2 separate regions of the Homo sapiens genome follow, and region 2 is linked to region 1. Evidence: chromatin loops called from intact Hi-C (ENCODE). Cell type or tissue: A673. All regions are shown on one strand. Each heading gives the region's core, and the rest is flanking DNA. Links, peaks and the distances in the headings are about the cores only.

What was found. Peaks named below come from ENCODE experiments on the same cell type or tissue, not always from the same donor. Only the 100,000 strongest peaks of a DNase experiment are listed, where the experiment ranks them.
Region 2: a loop joins it to region 1, with 2.1 times the contacts of the local background. A loop is called at or near these places in 2 of 110 quality-filtered maps.

The regions. Positions count from the first base shown.
Region 1 is chr13:39,810,448-39,820,835 of GRCh38, forward strand. It overlaps the pseudogene CDKN2AIPNLP3. Among named protein-coding and RNA genes, the nearest start is that of MIR4305, 150 kb to the left of the region's middle. In A673, for the core only: a CTCF peak has its summit at 5,065; a DNase peak (open chromatin) is centred at 6,674.
Region 2 is chr13:39,926,557-39,936,944 of GRCh38, forward strand. No RefSeq gene overlaps it. Among named protein-coding and RNA genes, the nearest start is that of LINC00332, 250 kb to the right of the region's middle. In A673, for the core only: CTCF peaks have their summits at 4,755 and 4,974; a DNase peak (open chromatin) is centred at 5,115; H3K27ac peaks cover 480 bases.

The DNA of each region.
Region 1 (10,388 bases), core at 1,668-9,667:
CTGTCACTTTAATGCCCACATTCTTCTTACCACACCATATCCCTCTGGCCCAAGTTACAGAGCCTAACAAAGTTCTAAGGTTAGCAGTTTCTGGCTCCCAACTGGAAGCCCTCTGAGTCCTCTATCACCTGCACTTTGATTTCCTGTCTTACACAGCACGCCTCTGCTGCCCCAAGGCTACCACTGAGGAAGGGAATGTATGTCTCTTGTTCCCAGAGAAGTTGCAGACAACATCCTCTAGGGAGCACCCATGGCCTCTCCAGTCCTGGCTGGTGCCAGGAGAAGAGTGGACAGCATTTTCCTTCCACCACACTTAGGTGTGTGTCTCCCGTGCTACTCCCACCTCCCACCTCCCCCCCCAACACCAAACCCCAGTAGCAGATGACTTTGGGGCTTGTCAAGTCATTGAGTAAGAGCACTCAAAATTGGATTGGACATGCCATTTTTGTTGAAATGGAAATGCTGATTTTGTGAAATGAAGCTTGACTGGCAAAGAACGTTTTCACAATAGCTATGAAGCCTCAGGAGGCATGTATTCATATCCTTCCAATAATCTTCAAGTGCTGGACATAACCTGGTAATGTTTGTAGGGCAGAACTCATTATGCCATCGTGAGGCGCCGCTCTAAACCAGTCTGAGTCCGATGAGTCTGGTGGACTGCCAGAGAAGCCTCCTGCCCACCACCCTGCAGTGAATTTGCTTGAGTGCAGTGAGTGAAAGTGGAAAGAATTATGTCACAACAATTCAGGGGTAGAGGGAAGTGCCTGTATCCTGACTTCTGTGTTCACACTTGGGAGAGAGGCAGTTCCCCATTTCAGCAATGACACCACAAGGCTGTGTGGTGGCCTCAGCCTTTGAGTACTGCAGAGAACGTGGCCCCAGTGTGCCAGCTGAACTCATCAGGACAGAGGCAGGAAAGATGATGTGTCAGTCAGCTGCAGCTGTTATAACAGAAATACCATAGACTGGGTAGCTTAAATGGCAGATTTTGTTTCTCACCGTTCTGGACTCTGGGAAGCCCAAGATCAAGGTGCCAGCCAATTTGGTTCCTGGTGAGGGCTCTCTTCTTTGGTATGTCCTCACAAGGCAGTGAGAAAGAGAGAGAGAGAATGAGAGAGAGAGAGAGAGGAAGCAAACTAGCAAGCTCTCTTATGTCTCTTATAAGGGCACTAATCCCATCATGAGGGCTCCACTCCCATAATGTAATGTATTCCCAAAGGTCCCACCTCCAAATATATACATTTGCATATAAAAATATCACATTGGGAATTAAGGTTTCAATATATGAATTTGGGGGGGCACAAAGGTTCAGTACGCAGCAGGTGGAGTGGCATTGGAGGGCTCCTGCAGGGCCTGGCCGAGGCAGTGATGAGTGGTACTGGTGACAGCAGTGGCCCTAGAGGCACAGTGGGAAACTGCACACCAGTGGGTACCAGAGGTGGAGGTGGAGAGCTTCATGCGGTTTTAGGGAACTGACGCCTGGACATAGATGGTCCTAATGGAGGCTCAGATGGGAGAGGAAATATAACTGCGGGGAGTCACACAGGGGAGCCAAAAGGAATGTCAGTGAGAATGAGAGAACCCCAGGGATTCCCATTTATAATTAAAGGAGATGGGGAGGTTCCTACAACCACACAGGGGTTAACATAAAGCAGCAAAATCAAGATGATATTAATATTAATATGACACCACTGTGAATCTCTGAAAAACATGGTTTATAGCTGTAAGAAAGAAATGTTGACCTAATTTATCTCCACCATCATTTAACTGGGAGAAATAAGAAATTATTCCTGTTACTTGTATGAGTCTGTGTTTGTGGCAGAAAGGGTCCAGGTGACCTCCTGGGGATCTGATTCCAATCTGAGTGAGTATTTGAGTTTGAGCCATTCAGACACGTGTGAAACTTATCCTTTTGGATTTCCTGATGCTTTCCCATTGGCAAACACTAGCTCAAGTCACCAAAAATATCATACAACAATTGCACATTTCCCATCCCCTTGCTGTTTGCTTTCTGTGCCTCCTAGGACTTTGCTGAGCAGCCACGCTGCACAACTGCCTGTTCCAGCCCCACATCTGGGCATCTTGTGGAACCTCTGTTTGTCGTAGGGGTCTCTCCTCTGCTGCTTTGTGGGGAGGCTCAGCTTATATCATGTGACTCTTGAACCCTGGGCTTTTCCAACAGATTCTTGTGACAATTTTTAGCTCCAATTGTCACCATTGCTTTAAACCTGCTCATCAAGGCCTGCAGCATCCTGGGTGATGCATCTCCTTTCTTAGGGTTTCTTTGTTGTTGTTGTTTGTGCTAACTTTTCACCCAGGCTCTAATATCTGTGTAGAACCACTTGAAAAAAAGAAAATTAAATTTTGTTTTCTCAAGAGACATGCCTGCCTCTCCTGGGGCTGCCAAAACACGCTGATTGTTCTTGGGTAAAACTCCTCCACTGCACAAAGTAAGTGGGACTCAAGCTGTAAATACACCCCATTCACCACCAGATCCCATTTTAACTTTGCAAAAAGCTTGCTTAATTCAGACAGGTACATTTATTTGTGTGCCCGGTCCCATAGTAGATTCAAAGTATCAGACATGTTCCCCAATGTCAGAGACTTTGCAATCTGGCTCATCTAAGAAAACATGGGGGTTAAAAAGAACTAACAACAGTGTTAGAAAAACCGATGCTCAATACTTTCTATCTCTTACTGACAAGTCTTTAACACCTTAAATGTAGTAGTCACTGCAAAAGTCTCTCCTTTTTTGTTCTTCTGTCTCTTGGCTTTCTTACCCTGAATCTAGATCTAACATTAACATGCCACTGCATAATCTAGAGCTTATGCACTGTATGACCTTTAGCAAGTTACTTAATTTTGTCATGTCAGTTTTTCATATGTAAGATGGAAGGAATGGATGTTTTCTTATAAATTCGAAAATCAATGTGAGGAACTTAGCCTCTTTTAATTTTTTTTTTTTTTTGAGATGGAGTTTTGCTCTTGTTGCCCAGGCTGGAGTGCAATGGAGTGATCTCAGCTCACTGCAACCTCTGCCTCCCAGGTTCAAGTGATTCTCCCACCTCAGCATTCCAAGTAGCTGGGATTACAGGTGCCCGCCACCATGCCCAGCTAATTTTCATGTTTTTAGTAGAGATGGGGTTTCACCATGTTGGTCAGGCTGGTCTCAAACTCCTGACCTCAAGTGATCCACCCTCCTCGGCCTCCCAAAATGCTGGATTATAGGCGTGAGCCACCGTACCCAGTGCCTCATTCTTGATAAATAACATTTATTGACTTGGCAAACAGCCAATAAGTATTAGCTATTGTTAGTGTATTAGAAATATTGTGAATTGCCATCCTCATCATTTTATTTGTCCATAGATGAGATAATGTCAATAGTTCCCATTCCACAGTTCATGGCAGTGTGCATGGTACTTTATACAAGCTGGAGCAGCTGCTCAGATGGTAGAACTCATTGGCTTGGGTGGCTTTCTTTTTTCTTAGCTGATGATTGATTGATTCGGAATCATGAGGGAAGAGGAGGGTAAACGATTCCATGCCACAAAGTCTTGGGGACCTGACCATAGTTTTAGTAATGGAGTCAAGTGGCCACTCTTCATCACAGGTATGTTCTGTCGTCCTTTAAACATGAGGTTGTCACTGCTGGAAGAATTTCCTTTTAGCAACTGTACTATTAAATCTTAAATTATATGTGTGCGGCTCTTTGACGTTTTCATTGTACTTTTGCATATATTTGCTTATCCTGTTTTACAGGTGATGAAATTGTGGCTTAAAGAAGTAACTGCACTCTTCCCCCTTCAAAAAAATGGGGCTGAAGTAGAATGCAGATATTTTAAACTCTATATTAAAAACTATCCTCTATGACATTGTGGCCTTCTCTTTAATATCAGGTCCCATTGGACATTACTCCCTTAACAGCTATTTCTTTTCTTTTCACCTTACATATTTTCTCTTTCTTTTGGGCAGAGTTCCCTCATTTTGTATTGATGTTGATTATGGAAGACTTAGCAGTAATTTAAGAATCAATTACTTATATTATCTTTTTTTGGTTTTGGGATGACAGAAAAAAATGTATTCCTTAAAGAACAAGGCTTTAGTGTGAAAATATAATATACACTGAAAAGGGGCTTGTTCCTTTTCAGATTGACGTGAGCACATATCTGGAGTTGATTGTTCCGTTCTGACACCCCCTCAGACTAGGCATTTGGCACTCATTTCTATAATGCCCACTATTACACATATATTTTAAAGTTATTGTTGATGATAAGAATATAAATATCGACTAATAAAAATTTTCTGGAGAAATACATATGCATGTGTGTAGATGTATATTTATACCTGTGTATACATATATTCATGCATTTATTTTAAAACATACATTTGCATGCAAAAAATACAAATGACTCCAATAGAATGATATGATTCTAAACCGAAGCTTTTTTATTTTTACTGTTTTAGGCAAATGTTTACTTTTTACTGCACTTCTATGGCTGCTTTCTTTTGTGTTTCAGACTGTGACTGCCATGGTTTTCTGCTCAGCATAAAATTTCTATCTGTGTAAAATTATTCTGATTGCTACCTGCAAGGCTCTGTGATTTCAGATGGTGTGAATTCGTGATGCCATTCAGATAATGTTCAAAAATGCAAATATTCACAGTAGGAATGTCCACAAAAGTCATTTTCCCACATTATACTGAAGAAAAAAAAAGAAACAGAAGTATGATAATAGTAAATCGGTATAAGAAGCAAAACACCATGAGGGTGGCAGCTGAAAGTTAAGCTGCGTAAGATAGTGTTCTCTGAGAGTTCCTACAAATTAGGAGTATAACCTTGAATGCTTCAGAGCCTGATTTTCATGTAAAATCAAACTGACAAAGGACTTTCTGCTAGATTTTCAGATTCTACTCAGAACATTTTTAGAACATGCACCCTAATGTTTATGATTAGAGTGTCTACCTCTTGACGCTCTTTGAGCCAGGCTATTTTTAAGCATCTGCACAGATTTTTTGCTTCCTTGAGCTTCAAGACTTCTGATTTCTGCATGTGAAAGTCAAGCTTCCAGCTGTTTAAATCATAGGCAGGGGGCAGAGTTGGTCCAATTACTAGAGGAGACTGAACGATTTGGAGCTGGTGGAGTTAAAAATATAAAGAATGGATGAAGACAGGATTGATTGGGAACACTGGACTCTTGGTATCTGTCTCCATAATACTAACACCTGAGCAGATGAGTGCCCTGGAGTTGAGGTGACCCATTTAGGGATTGTGAAAGTATTTCCTAAAGAACTCAGTCTACCCTCTTTTTGTTGTTCTTCCATTAATAAAATAGAGCAGGGTTTCTCAGCTATGATACTATAGATATTTGGGGCCAAAACATTCTCTGCAGCAGGGCCTGCCCTGTGCATTGGAGGGTGTTTCACATCCCTGGCCTCTACCCACTTGACGTCAGTAGAAATGCCCTCCCACCCCCCGGAGTTGTGAAAATCAAAAATATCTCCAGACATGGCCAAATATCCACTGGTGTAGGGGTGGAGGGCAAGATCACTCTTGGCAGAGAACCACTGAAAGAAAATGTTAGATACGCTTATTCACTAAGACAAATTTTTCTAAATTACTTCTTCCAACCACTGTTTTTCCTCTTATCTTTAAAAGGGAAGTGATAAAGTTTTACAATTATATGTTCCCTAATATTTATCACACATTTTAAAACTGTTGAATTGTTTTTATATAACAATAGTGCCCACATTATAAAGATAATTCATTTAAAAGAACTGTTTGCAAATTATTGCAGTATTCTTGTGCCATTATTTTTCTCTTGACCTTCCTTCCTCTTTGACCCCCAAATTATCTAGAACCTACATAAAAAGTAAAAAGAATGGAAGTGCCTATTGCCTCTATAGGGTCAAAAATGTGATACTGCATTTTGGTGAGTTTGCTAGATATAAAAGAAAGTAGAGAAAGCAATATGAGAATTTATGATGCTAGACTAAATTCTAACTCAGAAAAAGGAGGCTGGTGATATAGTAATATTAGACATTTTAGAAGAAGGTGGCCAAGTCCTCTTTATATTTGTTTTGGAGAAGAAGGCATTATAGAACAGTCTGTTCTCATGCTGCTAATAAAGACATACCTGAGATTAGGTAATTTATAAAGGAAAGAGGTTTAATTGACTCAACAGTTCCACATGGCTGGGGAGGCCTTGCAATCATGATGGAAGGCAGATGAGGAACAAAGGCATGTCTGACATGGTAGCAGGCAAGAGAGCTTGTGCAGGGGAACTCCCATTTATAAAACCATCAGATCTCATGAGACATATTCACAACCATGAGAACAGTGTGGGGGAAACTGTCCCCATGATTCAATTATCTTCACCTGGCCTCACCTTTGACATGTGGGGATTATTACAATTCAAGGTAAGATTTGGGTGGGGACACAGCCAAACCATATCAATAACTTAGATATATACCCTGGACTTTGGACTACTTAAGCAGTCATCTACAATTTTAGAGATAGATGTAGTTATACAGCGTGGCCCCCATAAGAAATGCGGGTTTGGAGAGAGTTCCCTCTCTCCAGGTATTCAAGTACATCTACATCATCGTGAGATGACTCCCAGTGAGGAATAAGAGAGGAGGCATCCAAAGAATGAGCGTGAAATTGCGAAGAATGGGAACCCAAGAGCTCTGATTTTAAATTCCTCTTTAACAGACAACATAATCCTTAACCTTTTGTGCTGTTTATATGATTCATCGAAAACACTGTATTTAAGCTCTTGATATAATACAGATTGTGCCCAGGTTTTGGGGGATTAGATAGATGTTATTGAATCTGTTTTCAGAAATCTTCAAAAGGAGTACTCCAGCCTAAGTCATTTCAGTTTTTGCCCCCACACTTTTTTTCCCTCCACTGCTAAAAAATCCAAACAACAAATTTCATTACTTGCTATTATTACATCAACAAAAAAGCGCATTTTAAACACAAAGTTTGACATTTAAAAACTAAAATAAAAAAAGAAGAGCTTTTACAATGTTGATGAACTCATCTTAGAGTGCATGATTTATGAATACATAAATATTCATGCAGACTTTTACAGTGATAGCTACTGGAAGAATGAGAACTTAAAAAAAAAAAAAGCCAATCTAGACAGATTCCTTTTCATTCCACCTGCCTCTTTCTTTGTTGGTGGTAGCAGGAGTTTTTAAGAGAGCTGCTGGGGTTGGCATCCCATTCATCCCAGCCTCCTTTCTAAGCCCCTGTAGCTGATGAAGACAGTGTGATTGGTCTTCTGCCTTAGCTCTACTCATTCATTGAATCACTTCTGGTAGTAAACTGTGGCAGGCCTTCCACTTCAACCCCACCAGCCAGTTCCATCACTTTGTCTGAAAGGCCTTTATTGTAACTGAAGCCCAGGAGGAGATGGTGGGCACAGACCACAGAGAGGGACAGCAGCTCATTCAGGCAGCCGGTTGTGGTCAATGGGTAGATGGTGAAGGATGAACTCCAAGAAGACCTCAGGGGCTAGGCTGCTCTGCGAAGTCAGCTGCCTGTGTATTCCTGAAACAAGCACCTCCCCGGGAGCAGCCTCCTTGCCATCCACCATGGTGCCTGCGCTCGCCGCCTTCAAGGACAGGTCATTCCAGTTTTACATTGCGGTTTGGGCCCCAAAGTTAATAGTAACAGTGAATGTCCTTTGGCTGTTATCCTCCATGCATATATTTCCCTAGGGCCAGGAGAAAAACGAGTGTCTAGGTTTGGGTGTTCTTGGTCCTCTGCAGTGATCCCTTTTAAATTTCACCTATTATTTTTCCTTTCAACACTGTTGCCTTTGTCTTGTTGAATCTTTGTTGCTTAGGTAGCAGCAAAGACTTCCTAAAGCTTGTAGACAGGCCAATCACAACTGCGAAGCCTTTAGAAATGTTAGATTTTGAAGCATGTTTGAAAAGAGACAACTTTTAGTCTTCTACTTGGGCAAAATCTGCTTAAGAAAATTTCACGAGCTCAATGTGTCATTTTAAGTGAGCCTATTCATTTCATCCCATCAACATCCTCACTTTCTTCACTTAAGTCTCTCAGAAATTCTAAGTCTAGAGTACGTGTTTTATAGAATCATGTTCACAATTTATTTCTGGATAGAATCTGACTCTCGGTGATACATTTCAAAGGAGAGGTTTTAATTTCCTTGCATACTTTGGTTTTAGCAGAGAAAATTGCTTGCACCATATTCATCCCCAACAAAACAGAAAGTGGAGATATAAGGTGGTGATAGAAAATATAACCAGAAAAGATGCTTATTGTAACTTTATTTTAGTAACGTTCTTTTAAAAAGTAACTTTATGATCTGCTTTACAGAACATGAGTTATGTAAAATGCGAGTTGTATAAAAGTATGAAACGATGCTTTGAAGTTTCAGGGGTTTCTCCCTCAAATTATAAAAAAAAAAAAAAAAAAAGTACATGTGCTTTCCTTAAGGGTCTTTATTTTAAAAGCTAAAGGTTTTGAAATATGTTATCTATTTCTAACCTTCAGAATTCCAAGGTCTGTTTGTAACTGCTGTCCTATGTGGGCTGAGGATACGAAGGCTGAAAACAGAACAAAGCGTGCTTGAAAAGGCTGATTTGAGTACTACAAAGTTCATGACTCTTTTTGAGACACTCACAGTCTTGCATGCCAGGGGCCAGAAGGTGAACGCAAGAAAAGTCAACAGACTTTAATTTTTTAACCAAGTAAGTTTCTCATCAGGATGTGCTACGTCATTTTTCTAGAACAGTGTAAAGTAAACATTCAAGGCCTCTTGTGCAAAAATTATAAAGAATTTCAGGACAATAACACCAGATCATTAAACCAAGTGAGCGGCTCTTATGTGTAATGTTTTTCAAGACAGACATTTTTTCCTTCTTACCTAATTCATCTTTTGCTTCAGCCGGGTACTTTGTAACTCAGTGAATGTCTTTGGTTGTTCAGAACAGGCCAGGGAGATCGATTTCGTGGTTCATTATTTAGCAACAAGACAACATGACTTTTGAATAATACCATAAACTGGCAAGACAATTTTTAACTCAAATAGTGTTTTATTAAATGTACATATCATCAATTGTAAGAAATATCATTGCTTCATGTGCCATTAGGAAAGAAAATATGCCAATTAAATATAATGCATCATCCATCGTAAGGTGAAATGCAAATTCAGAGACGTTAAAATGTGAAAAATGTTAAAGATCTTAGAATTGATGTTGTTGTGGATTTCAATCAAGAGGTCTTACAATACTGTGAGCTAACTACCACGATCTCCTTCCCACACAATTTTATAGAGGCTATTCTGTTAATAGAAATGAGGCAGAGAGGGTTAAAGAAATGCGCTAAGATCTCATGTCCTGTTGGAAGTAGAGTGGTGGGATTTGAACTCAGGACCCCTGGCGCTGAGCCTGGTTCTTTTCTCTTACAAAGCAGCTTGTCCCTTTAGCAGGGTCTTTCACTGGGAAAGAGAAGATCCATTGTAAAGAAAGAGAAAATGAACATTCAATGAGAAAAAGGAAAATGTACACACAAATGTTAATGTTTTCTTTTACTGTTTGTCTCTCACTCAATGTATATGTATATATACACACAGATATATATGTGTGTATGTATCTAAGTATATGTACATTGAGAGCATGTATGTGTATTTTAAATGACACTTGGGAAGCAATATCTTTCATATGAAATTTAACCAATTTATACCTCATTGGTGTCAAGCTGTTGATAATACATATATCTCATATATTTACCGCAGATTTATGTGTGCATATATACATGCATTTTATATTTTGGGGGTGAGTGATATAGTTATTTCTGTGCAATAAACACCATAAAAGTTTAACATAGACTTATACATAAAGTTGCCTATGAAGATGAAAGGCAAGTCAGTGAATAAGCCACAGGGTCAATCAAGAGTAGGTAAGTGTTGGTAACTGTTAGAGTAGGTAAGTTTGCAAGATGGAATTGCAAAAGAACTTTTTTTGGGATATATACCAGAAATTATTTCATCCACCTCACCAACACACACACACGGTGCACAACACACACACTATGCACACATACCGCCTTCCTAAGCCTCCTTTTCAATCTTATAATCTCATAATTAAAGTTCATTGTGTGACCGGAAAAGTAAAAAGATTAAGATTTGCACTTATGTTGCTCTCCCTAATGGGCTGTTACCTCAGAGGATGAAATCTCCAGGGCAGTCTTTATCTCTCCATCCCATCTCCATCCTGCTCTGGGAGGAGGAGGGGAGGGCAGGGCTGGGATGCAGAGCTGTGGGAATTTGCTTCTATCCACTGGATGCCCTGTATGGAGAGAGGGGCTGCCCCTGATGAGGGCAGCAGAGCCAAGTGGCCTAGATGCCTCTG
Region 2 (10,388 bases), core at 765-8,764, 120 kb after region 1:
ATGGACACTGCTGGGGATATCCTGGGAATCTTTTCCCCACAATGGAGAGTCACTTCTGACTCCAGGCCAATCCCTTCCAGGCCCTTTGCTTTTTTCTCACCCCAAGTTGACATTCTTCAGAGAGTTTTGTCAATTCCTACTGAATTCCAGTGTTCTCGCCTTAGAAACTCTACTCAAAGTGCAGTTGTTTACTTTTTGTTTTGTTCTTGGAGGAGGCAAGCATTGGACACCTATAATCAGCTGTCTTGATGATGTCCCTGATTTTTAGACAAATATAATTAACATAAAATGTTTCCATGCTGATAGAAAGAATAGGTATAAATAATCCAAATAAAGGTAAATAAAATGCTGATATTCTCCTGAATTTTTTCAGAAATTCACATTTAATAAGGTTTACTGTTATAAACTCACATTGTTTCTTATTACATTCAGCACAATTCCATCTTATCTTGAACTTATCTTTAAAAGTCTGTGTTCTATCAGGTAATTGAAACAGCAGGCCTTGTATCTTTATAAATAGCACACATAATTTATTGTGTTTACATAGTCAAGTGAAAATTACTCAATTCTTTTTCTTGGTATAATGAAGATTTGAGTCACATCTACTGTTGTGGGACTCAACAGACTCTGTTACGGGAAAATAATCCAGAATGCATCATTGGAAAGAGGGTATTTAACAAGGTGGTCTTTCTGCCCATAATGTTGCTGTGAGAAGGTATACATTTCCTGACTATGACCACCTTCTTTTGCCAACAAGAGGTGATTTACTAAATGTCTGATTTTTTTTACATGAACTAATCTTCTACTGGAATTAAAGAACAAAGTGGATAGAATAAATACCCTTCTTGTCCTTTAAGATAAAAAATATCAGATCTTTTCAAAGTAATTAATATAGTTTGCCTTGAACAATTCAAATCTATTTTTAAAAATTATTTATTTTTGTATTGTGCTTCTCTTTTTCATTTTAATTTGGTTTCCAGTAACTCCCTTTCTAGTGTATAATTCCACAATAGTCTTTCTCTTCATCTCAGTAAATGTGTGATCTGGGCAAATATTCCAAGATAGGGACAAAGCTAGAGAAGAGAATTGAAGATTGTGCTTTATAAATGTCAATCTGTAGGGGCCGTGTGCGGTGGCTCACGCCTGTAATCCCAGCACTTTGGGAGGCTGAGGCGGGTGGATCACGAGGTCAGGAGATAGACACCAACCTTGCTAACTGGTGAAACCCTGTCTCTACTAAAAATACAGAAATAAAATTAGCCCAGCGTGGTGGCGGGCGCCTGTTGTCCCAGCTATTTGGGAGGCTGAGGCGGGAGAATGGCATGAAGGCGGAAGAATGGCGTGAACCCGGGAGGCGGAGCTTGCAGTGAGTGGAGATCACGCCACTGCACTTCATCCAGCCTGGGCGACAGAGCGAGACTCCGTCACACACACACACACACACAAATTATTTAAAAAAAATAAAAAATAATAAATGTCAGTCCGTGACCACATAGTTGAAAAAGGTGTCTGGGTCTTGGGTCTTGGGGAAAAAAAAGATGTCTTTATACTTTTGCAAGTTTGTTTTGTTATTTTTAATTTGCTTTCTCAATATAGACTCTTGAAACACTAACCTTGACCATATCGAAACTACGAGAAAAAAAGATTCTCCCACACTCTGTCAGAATAGTTATATAATTTATTGTCAGATGATAGGTGATAGCAGGTACCATCAGCTCCAGAATGGGAGGAGAGCCAGTAGAATCACACTGGTGGTGGGGATGGTGGAAAAAAGAAAGTGGGAAAGCCAGAATTAACTTAGGCAGATGCAGCTGGGGGCATGAGAACTTTCTTTAATCTTCGAGTGCAGCCTATCTCTAAATGATGTCTGCCCTTCCTCCTTCCCCAGCTCATTAAAAATAGTTCACATCATGCATTATTGGAGGCTTCACCCTTAACAGGACTAGACATCCAGATGGCATTGGGCAGCATCTTCCTGCATTTCGGTTTTCAATGTGCTCCATTTACACTGCTTCTACAAATTTAGCATAATTTTAGGGTGTAGGATAAGAGTTGTTTGTTTATGTTTTCCTTTATGCAATCATCTTTCTTTCCTTCATATCTTCTAATTTATCTGCCTCTTAGATTTCTATCCATGATTTCCCTTTCATGATTCTATTTACATAGATTTAAAAAAATGTTTTTGTTAAAAATTAAGATGATGCTTTTACATAATTCAAATCATCAAATAGTTTTTCAAGGCTGGTTGACAAAACAAAACAAACAAACAAAAAACAACTGCATCCTCTACAACCTCCACTGTTCTCATTTCTGAGAGGTTACCATTTTCCCTCCAGATAACATACTTTTTGATTTTTCTATTTAGGCATTTTTTGCGCCCCCCCACAATTAAGTAAGAATTTACTACCTTCTACCCTGGCTAGCTACCAACCCCTATGCGTGTCCTATACAATCAGTGATTACATAACCATTACCATGTAAATGCTGTTTAAAACTGAGTCACATAAAAATATAACTTTTTTGGTGCAATGTTTTTTCTCCTTGGAATTAATAATTGCCTTGGTTTTTATTTCCTTTGTCTTCTGTGTCCTTATTACTATTCACCCCCATGTTTTCCTTAGTTTCTCTATTCTTTGTTCTGGAACTTCTGCCTTTTAAATATTGGTCATCATAGACTGATCCTCTAAATTTCTTTTCTAGTTCGGTTTTCTTTTATCTGTCTCTTTTTCAGATTTTCTCAGCATTGCAGTCCAACGTCTCTATCAAGTTTTTAATTTCTCCTACAATATTTTTAATCTATAGGATTTTTTCCTAGAATGTTTATTTTTAAAGAAAATTATCCTTTTAGTGTGTTTTAAGGAGCAAATATCTCTCTAATCTCTCAGAGGATATTGATAGTTTTCTTCTTTAATTCACTGCATAGCTTCTGTTTCTCCACATTGAATTTTGCTGTTTCTGAGCGTTGGTCTCTATTTTTCATGTTTCATCAGAGACCAGATGATCCTCGGCTGTCTGCTTGTATTTAAGAAAGAGGCCCTCAAAAGTTGAAAGGCAGTTCTGTACAGGGCTGGAACTTTTCACCTTTGAGACACACAAGAGGGTGATCTGGGAATTCACAATGTCAATATCTACGGATTTTTTTTCTTGGGATGCTCAGATTTCAAATGAAGAACTTCTTGTCCCCTGTAGGGTATTGGCCTGGCTGTCTGTGTTCTGGGATCTGAGTGATAATAGTGATTTATGGTCCCAACATTCAATAGTAGATAGACTTTGACTTCAACCATCTGTTTTCAATTGGCATTCCCATCCTTAACTGTGCCTGGTTTCCCCTATCTCAGAGATCCCCCTTTTCCACCCAGTCCTAAGCATAAGCCTCCATCCTTCCACCAAGGTGGGGAGATGCTGAGGTCACACTTCACTGAGTGGAAACTCAGTGTGGAATCTGAGAGCCTAAATGTTTCTTACACAGACTCTCAAATAACCATCCTGTTTTCAGCTCCCCTGTCATTTCCAAATTTATAGTTACCCAACGTTGCCAATCTCTAAAGTTTAGGGGAGTTCCACAGTGCAAATCATGTTATCCTCAGCATTTTCCACTGGCAGTGTAGTATTGGAATTTTTGATTTATGCTATGTCATTGACCATTCATCCTTTTGCTTTCCAGGTTCCACTGTTATATTGCCATATCTTCCTCTCCTGCTCTTTGTCCTTGTAGACAAATGACTTAAAAGTTTTACTTTCATTTCAATCAGGTTTCAGGAGAGTGAATTGTGTTTAATGTACTCTCTTTGACCATAAGTCTTCTTATGATCTCTAAAAGTAGTTTTCTCAAGAACACAAGAGCAGGGTTGTCATTTGTGGTTGTGTAGGTGTGTAGCGCACAACTCTAAGAGAAACCATTTCCATCATAAGTATTATACATTTCTATATTTTGACAAACTCTGGAAAATGATGGTAAAGTGGCTTGTTCAACAAAAATCGGGGTAATATAGCAATTGTTTAGCAGAGAGAAGTAAAGTTTCTTGATGAAAAGATAACTTTTTTCTAAATATACGTGAAGAAGCCATAAATAGCAGTTCTGAACAAGGGATATGAACTAAGACTTCTGATTGCAAAGATGTTTCTGAGTCTCACAGTTTAAGTTGGACCAGACTGATTTCCAAAAATAACTAAACAGAGTTTCATAGTGCCAAGCAAATAAGGAGTTTCAACAGGTGGCCTTTGCATAATTGGATAGTTTTAGAATGTCTACTGTAACAGAAATAATCAAAATTTTTCTTGTCAACATGGTGAAATGGGATCTTACTAGTCGGTAATAGTTGCAGACAAAATTGTATTTAAAGATAAAATCAGTGGTAGATTTCTGGTTTAAAGTCATTTGGTGAACAGATTCTGATGCAACCATCTATTATCTTCCTATTCAAACAACCATAAAGACAGCAAAAAGAATGCATGTTTGAACAAAATGAAAACTGACAGCCAACATATTGCCAGAAACTTGGAAGAAATTCCATCAATTATAGAGTATATAGGGTGGAAATAAAATCATAATTGTTGACCTGCACATCCTTTTCTCACTGAAATAGAATTTAACAGATTGTTTTAGATGAGGTAGAGAGATTTGTGGTACCCTTCTCAATGCTGTACCTTAGTTCAGAGATACAAGGTCTATTCCAAGCAAAAACCAATGTGGCCACCCTGCGGTTGTTTAGAGACTTCTTTGTGGTTCACAAGACATCTCTCCATATAACCCATTCCCCCATCGGTAATTTCCCTTTTTCATTTATTTGGATATTTGAACCTCTAAGAAAACACACAGTAGGAAGCGTGTATGGAAGGAAGTGAGAAGAGAAGAAGGAAGGGAGGCCTGGCAGCGGCATGTTGCATTCTGGGAGCTTAAATCCCAGCAATAAAGGGTCGGAGGTGAGAGTGGATTTAGGAAGGGCATGCCATGGTTAATTTTTCAGGACAAAGAACCAGCACTGAGTGTAAGAGAATGTCTAAGTACATGGATATAGGCCACCCGCTGGGAATTAGGCCGAAAATTATGCACCTCAATTTCCCCTCAATTGTCAGTCAAAAGGGATTTTGTAACCACATCTAAATGAACAGGAGACAAGGCCAAAGGCAAATCACAGACTTTGTCTGCTAGCAAACAGGAAGTCTTGATCAATCTCTTTTTGTTCAAAGTTAAGTAAATAGTTTCTTCATGTTGATTTTCCAGATGGCAACAATAGGCACTGGGGACTCCAAAAGGAGGGAAGGAGGGAGAGGGGAAAGGGTTGAAAAACTATCCATGTGGTATTGTGCTCACTACTTGGGTAATGAGATAAATCCTCAAACCTGGGGTAATTGATTAATGAGATCAATACCCCAAACCTCAGCATCGTACTATATACTCATGTAACACGCTTGCACATGTACCCCCGAATCTAAAATGAAAGTTGAAATTATTTTTCGAAAATAAGTAAATAGGAAAAATAGCAACAACACATGGAGTATAAAAAATGTCATAGAATAATAAAATGGAGACGGAGTCTCTTGAAATATCTCAAGATGATATACAAGACTTTGGTAAAGTTGGTATAATGATTTCAAGTTGCACATACATTGTTATAACAACAAATTTACAAGAAAAAAACAAACAACCCCATCAAAAAGGGGGCAAAGGATATGAACAGACACTTCTCAAAAGAAGACATTTATACAGCCAACAGACACATGAAAAAATGCTCGTCATCACTGGTCATCAGAGAAATGCAAATCAAAACCACAGTGAGATATGATCTCACACCAGTTAGAATGGCGATCATTAAAAAGTCAGGAAACAACAGATGCTGGAGAGGATGTGGAGAAATAGGAACGCTTTTACACTGTTGGTGGGAGTGTAAATTAGTTCAACCATTGTGGAAGACAGTGTGGCGAGTCCTCAAGGATTTTGAATTAGAATTACCATTTGATCCAGTAATCCCATTACTGGGTATATACCCAAAGGATTATAAATCATGCTACTATAAAGACACATGCACACGTATGTTTATTGCAGCATTATTCACAATAGCAAAGACTTGGAACCAACCCAAATGTCCACTAACAGTAGACTGGATTAAGAAAATGTGGCACATATACACCATGGAATACTATGCAGCCATAAAAAAGATGAGTTCATGTCCTTTGCAGGGACATGGATGAAGCTGGAAACCATCATCCTAAGCAGACTGACATAGGAACAGAAAACCAAACACCACATGTTCTCACTCATAGGTGGGAATTGAACAATGAGATCACTTGGACACAAGGCAGGGAACATCACACACTGGGTTCTGTCCGGGGGTGGGGGAATGGGGGAGAGATAGCATTAGGAGAAATACCTAATGTAAGTGATGAGTTGATGGGTGCAACAAACCAACACAGCACATGTATACCTGTGTACCAAACCTGCATGTTGTGCACATGTACCCTAGAACTTAAAGTACAATTAAAAAAAAAATAGTAGGAAAGAGAAAACAATATTTTTTTAAAAGACACAATTGTTGTCACATAAAAAGATGCACATATTTGTGGACCAGAAGTGGAGCAGAAATTAGAAAATAGGTAAAGGCTGATGCCATAGGTCTCCTAGGTGCTGATACTAGGATATATCCAGGTATCTGGAAGACTGATTCCTTTAGGATATGGGAAATATAGAGTATGCCATAGATGTCAGCAGCCCAGAGCTGGGCCCTTTACCTAAAAATGAAGTTGAAGTAGGGCACCCCACCCCTAAACTCTGGATGGAAATGGAAAAAGTTACAACTACTACTGAAGCTTTGGCTTCAATAAATCTGTTTACATGGAGTGCAAAGAGGGAGCAAACAAAAATCACTGCACAGCCAGAACCTGAGTCAACTGCCTGCAAGCTCCGGGACTGTATATATGAAGTACTCAATCTTGTTATGCAAAGGAACCCCAAGCACCGGTCCAAAACTTAGGTCTGCTTGTGCTGTTAGATGTGGAGGAGTGGTGTATACACGAAAGAGGAGACAGAGATTGAGAGAGAAATGGAAAGTGTAGTTTATAATGAGGACTGTGGATCCAATCCTTCAAAACCTGGCTCTGTGTCTTACTGGCCGTGCAACCTTGGGCAAGTCACACAACCTTGCCAAGCCCTGGTTTTCTCATCCGTTAAATTGATATTAAAATAGCACCTACTTCCATGAATTATTGTGATAATTAAAGTAACTACAACAGTGCCTGCAACATACCAAACTAAAATGCAATGATGGAATTAAATCTTTACTGGAAATGGTAAAAAAAAAAATTAGTAACATAGAAAATATAATCGATAACAGAGAATAAACTTCAAAAATTCTCCTAAAGTTTCTAGGAAAATTTAAAAAGATAAGAAATAATATAAAAATAAAGTACATGTGGCCAGGCACTGTGGCTCACACCTGTAATCCCAGCACTTTGGGAGGCTGAGGCGGGTGGATCACCCGAGGTCAGGTGTTCGAGACCAGCCTGGCCAACATGGTGAAACCCTGTCTCTACTAAAAATACAAAAATTAACTGAGTGTGGTGGTGCAAGCCTGTAATCCCAGCTACTTGGGAGGCTGAGACAGGAGAATTGCTTGAACCCAGGAGGCAGCGGTTTCAATGAGCCGAGATCACACCACTGCACTCCAGCCTGGGCAACAAGAGCAAAACTCTGTCTCAAAATATAAAATAAAATAAAAGTACATAAAAGTAAAGGCATATAATGGCATTCTAACATTTCATTATATTTTTGAGGGAAACAATAAACAATTCTAACGATCAAAAGTATAATAGAATTTTTTTCTAATTTGAAGTAAGATGTGGGTCTTCAAATTGGATGGACTTAATCTGTTACTGGGTATAATTAATGCAAAGTGATTCACAATAGACTTATCCTGGAGACATTTTCAGATTACATTACAAAAATAAAGCATCATCCCAGGAAGAAAAACAAAATCCCACCAGTCACACTTGCACAATTTATCTACTAATAATTAATAATTAAGCACACCAAATTTCTTTTTTACAACAGAGAAAAAACATAATGTCTTCAACGTTTAACAGAATAAAACTTGACACGTCATAATTTTATACACAGCTCAGTTGCAAGAACCTTGCATATGAAAGAATCATGTGTTCTTCCTGAAAAAATTGATAATGTGATTGAACTCATGAGAGATGAATCGATGAATCATTGCAAAGAATTCAAGAACAACAAAACTGTGATCTAAAAGATCTGAGGATAAACATTAAACTTTGCATAAATTTAACTCTAAATAATAGTTGGTAAATATAAAACTTATGCAAATGTCAAACTATTATTTAGAAAGAAGCTAAATAATGTTAAACAATTAATAATGATGATAATGCTCTAAAATGTTGGATTATTCTCACTTTGTTATTGTCAGTTGTTTCCCAACAAAATTTATTTGCCTCTTCTTTCCTATTAATAGAGGCTTCATTTTGTGCAGGTATTCATGTGCCCAGCCCTAGACAATAAATCAATCATGATTAGTCTAAGCCAATCATTATAATCCTTGTCTCTCTCTCCAAGCCTCCCTTGGAGTTTGAGATGACTATGGATCTGGTTTTCGCTAATAATACCTGAGTTAAAGTATGCCAAAGAGGTTTCTGGGGGAGCATTTGCTTTCCTGATGAAAGGGGACACCTTGGCTGGCACAGATCCTCTTTCCTATCTCTGCCTTAAACACTAACATAGGCTGCAGCAGCCATCTTTTGGCCATGACATGAATGTGTGAAAGTGAAAGATATGCTAAGGATGGAGAAATAGAAAGAAAGGAGGCCTGGGTTTTGGATGACATCACCAGATAGGCCCAGTTCTCAGACCATCATAAAGCCATGCAAGAAATTAGTAATTTATGTTCAAAACCAAACAAAACCCTCTGACTACTTGGACATTAAAATTACTCTTCTAACTTATAAACTCAAATAGATAATCAAACTACAGTTATAGGCTGTTTGAAAATGAAAACATTACATATCAAAACCTATAGGATGAGATCAAAACAGCGCTAAAGGACACAATCATAACCTCAAATGTTTCCATCATTAAATGAGAATTTTTTTAAAAACGCAAGGATTTTACTTACTTATTCGGATTTTTTTTTAATTACAGAAAAAAAGAATTTTAGAGCTAAAAGTAAAAAACAAATGTGAGAAATGTAAGATATTACAATTGATAAATCTAAGAGTTGAATATTTGTGATTAAAACCCCAACAAATAAAAAGAACTAATGAATTAGACAAAACTCTGGCAATTATAATAAAAAAAGACAAAGACCACAAATTAACAAAATTTATGTCATAACAAATAACAATGGGGTAATAATAGGTAGTCAGGTGTAGTAACAAGGAAGTGGGTATAATCACAAACCCAAAGGAGATCATAGTCTTATAAGAAAATTATACCATTTGACCCAGCCATCCCATTACTGGGTATATACCCAAAGGATTATAAATCATGCTGCTAAAAAGACACATGCACACGTATGTTTATTGTGGCACTATTCACAATAGCAAAGACTTGGAACCAAACCAAATGTCCAACAACAATAGACTGGATTAAGAAAATGTGGCACATATACACCATGGAATACTATGCAGCCATAAAAAATGATGAGTTCATGTCCTTTGCAGGGACATGGATGAAGCGGGAAACCATCATTCTCAGCAAACTATTGCAAGGACAAAAAACCGAACACTGCACGTTCTCACTCATAGGTGGGAATTGAACAATGAGAACACATGGACACAGGAAGGGGAACATCACACACCGGGGCTTGTTGTGGGGTAGGGGGAGTGGGGAGGGATAGCATTAGGAGATATACCTAATGCTAAATGATGAGTTAATGGGTGCAGCACACCAACATGGCACAGGTATACATATGTAACAAACCTGCACGTTGTGCACATGTACCCTAGAACTTGAAGTATAATAATAATAATAATAAAAAGAAAATTACACACTCAGGGCAGGGGAAATAAATTAATGCTATATAACAGGAAAGAATATGATATATGAATCAAAATTTCAGAAAATGTACCGGAAACTTGTTTCTACTAATAAAGTTTGATAAAATTGTTACAGAAGTGAACTAAACTTATTTAAAAGGAAGTTTATTGTTGCATTATATGTAATAGGAAAACAATAGAAATTTCATAAATGTTCAGTAGTAAGAGACTATTAAATAAGTTATAGTACATTCATTCAGTCAATACCATGTAACCATTGAAAAGTTGTAGAATATTTCACATCTTGATTGGAAAATCTTTGTAATACTTCAGAATGTGAAAAAGGCAAGTTTCAAAACATCAGTCCAGACTCTTTGGGTGAATTAAAGGACTTAATTAAT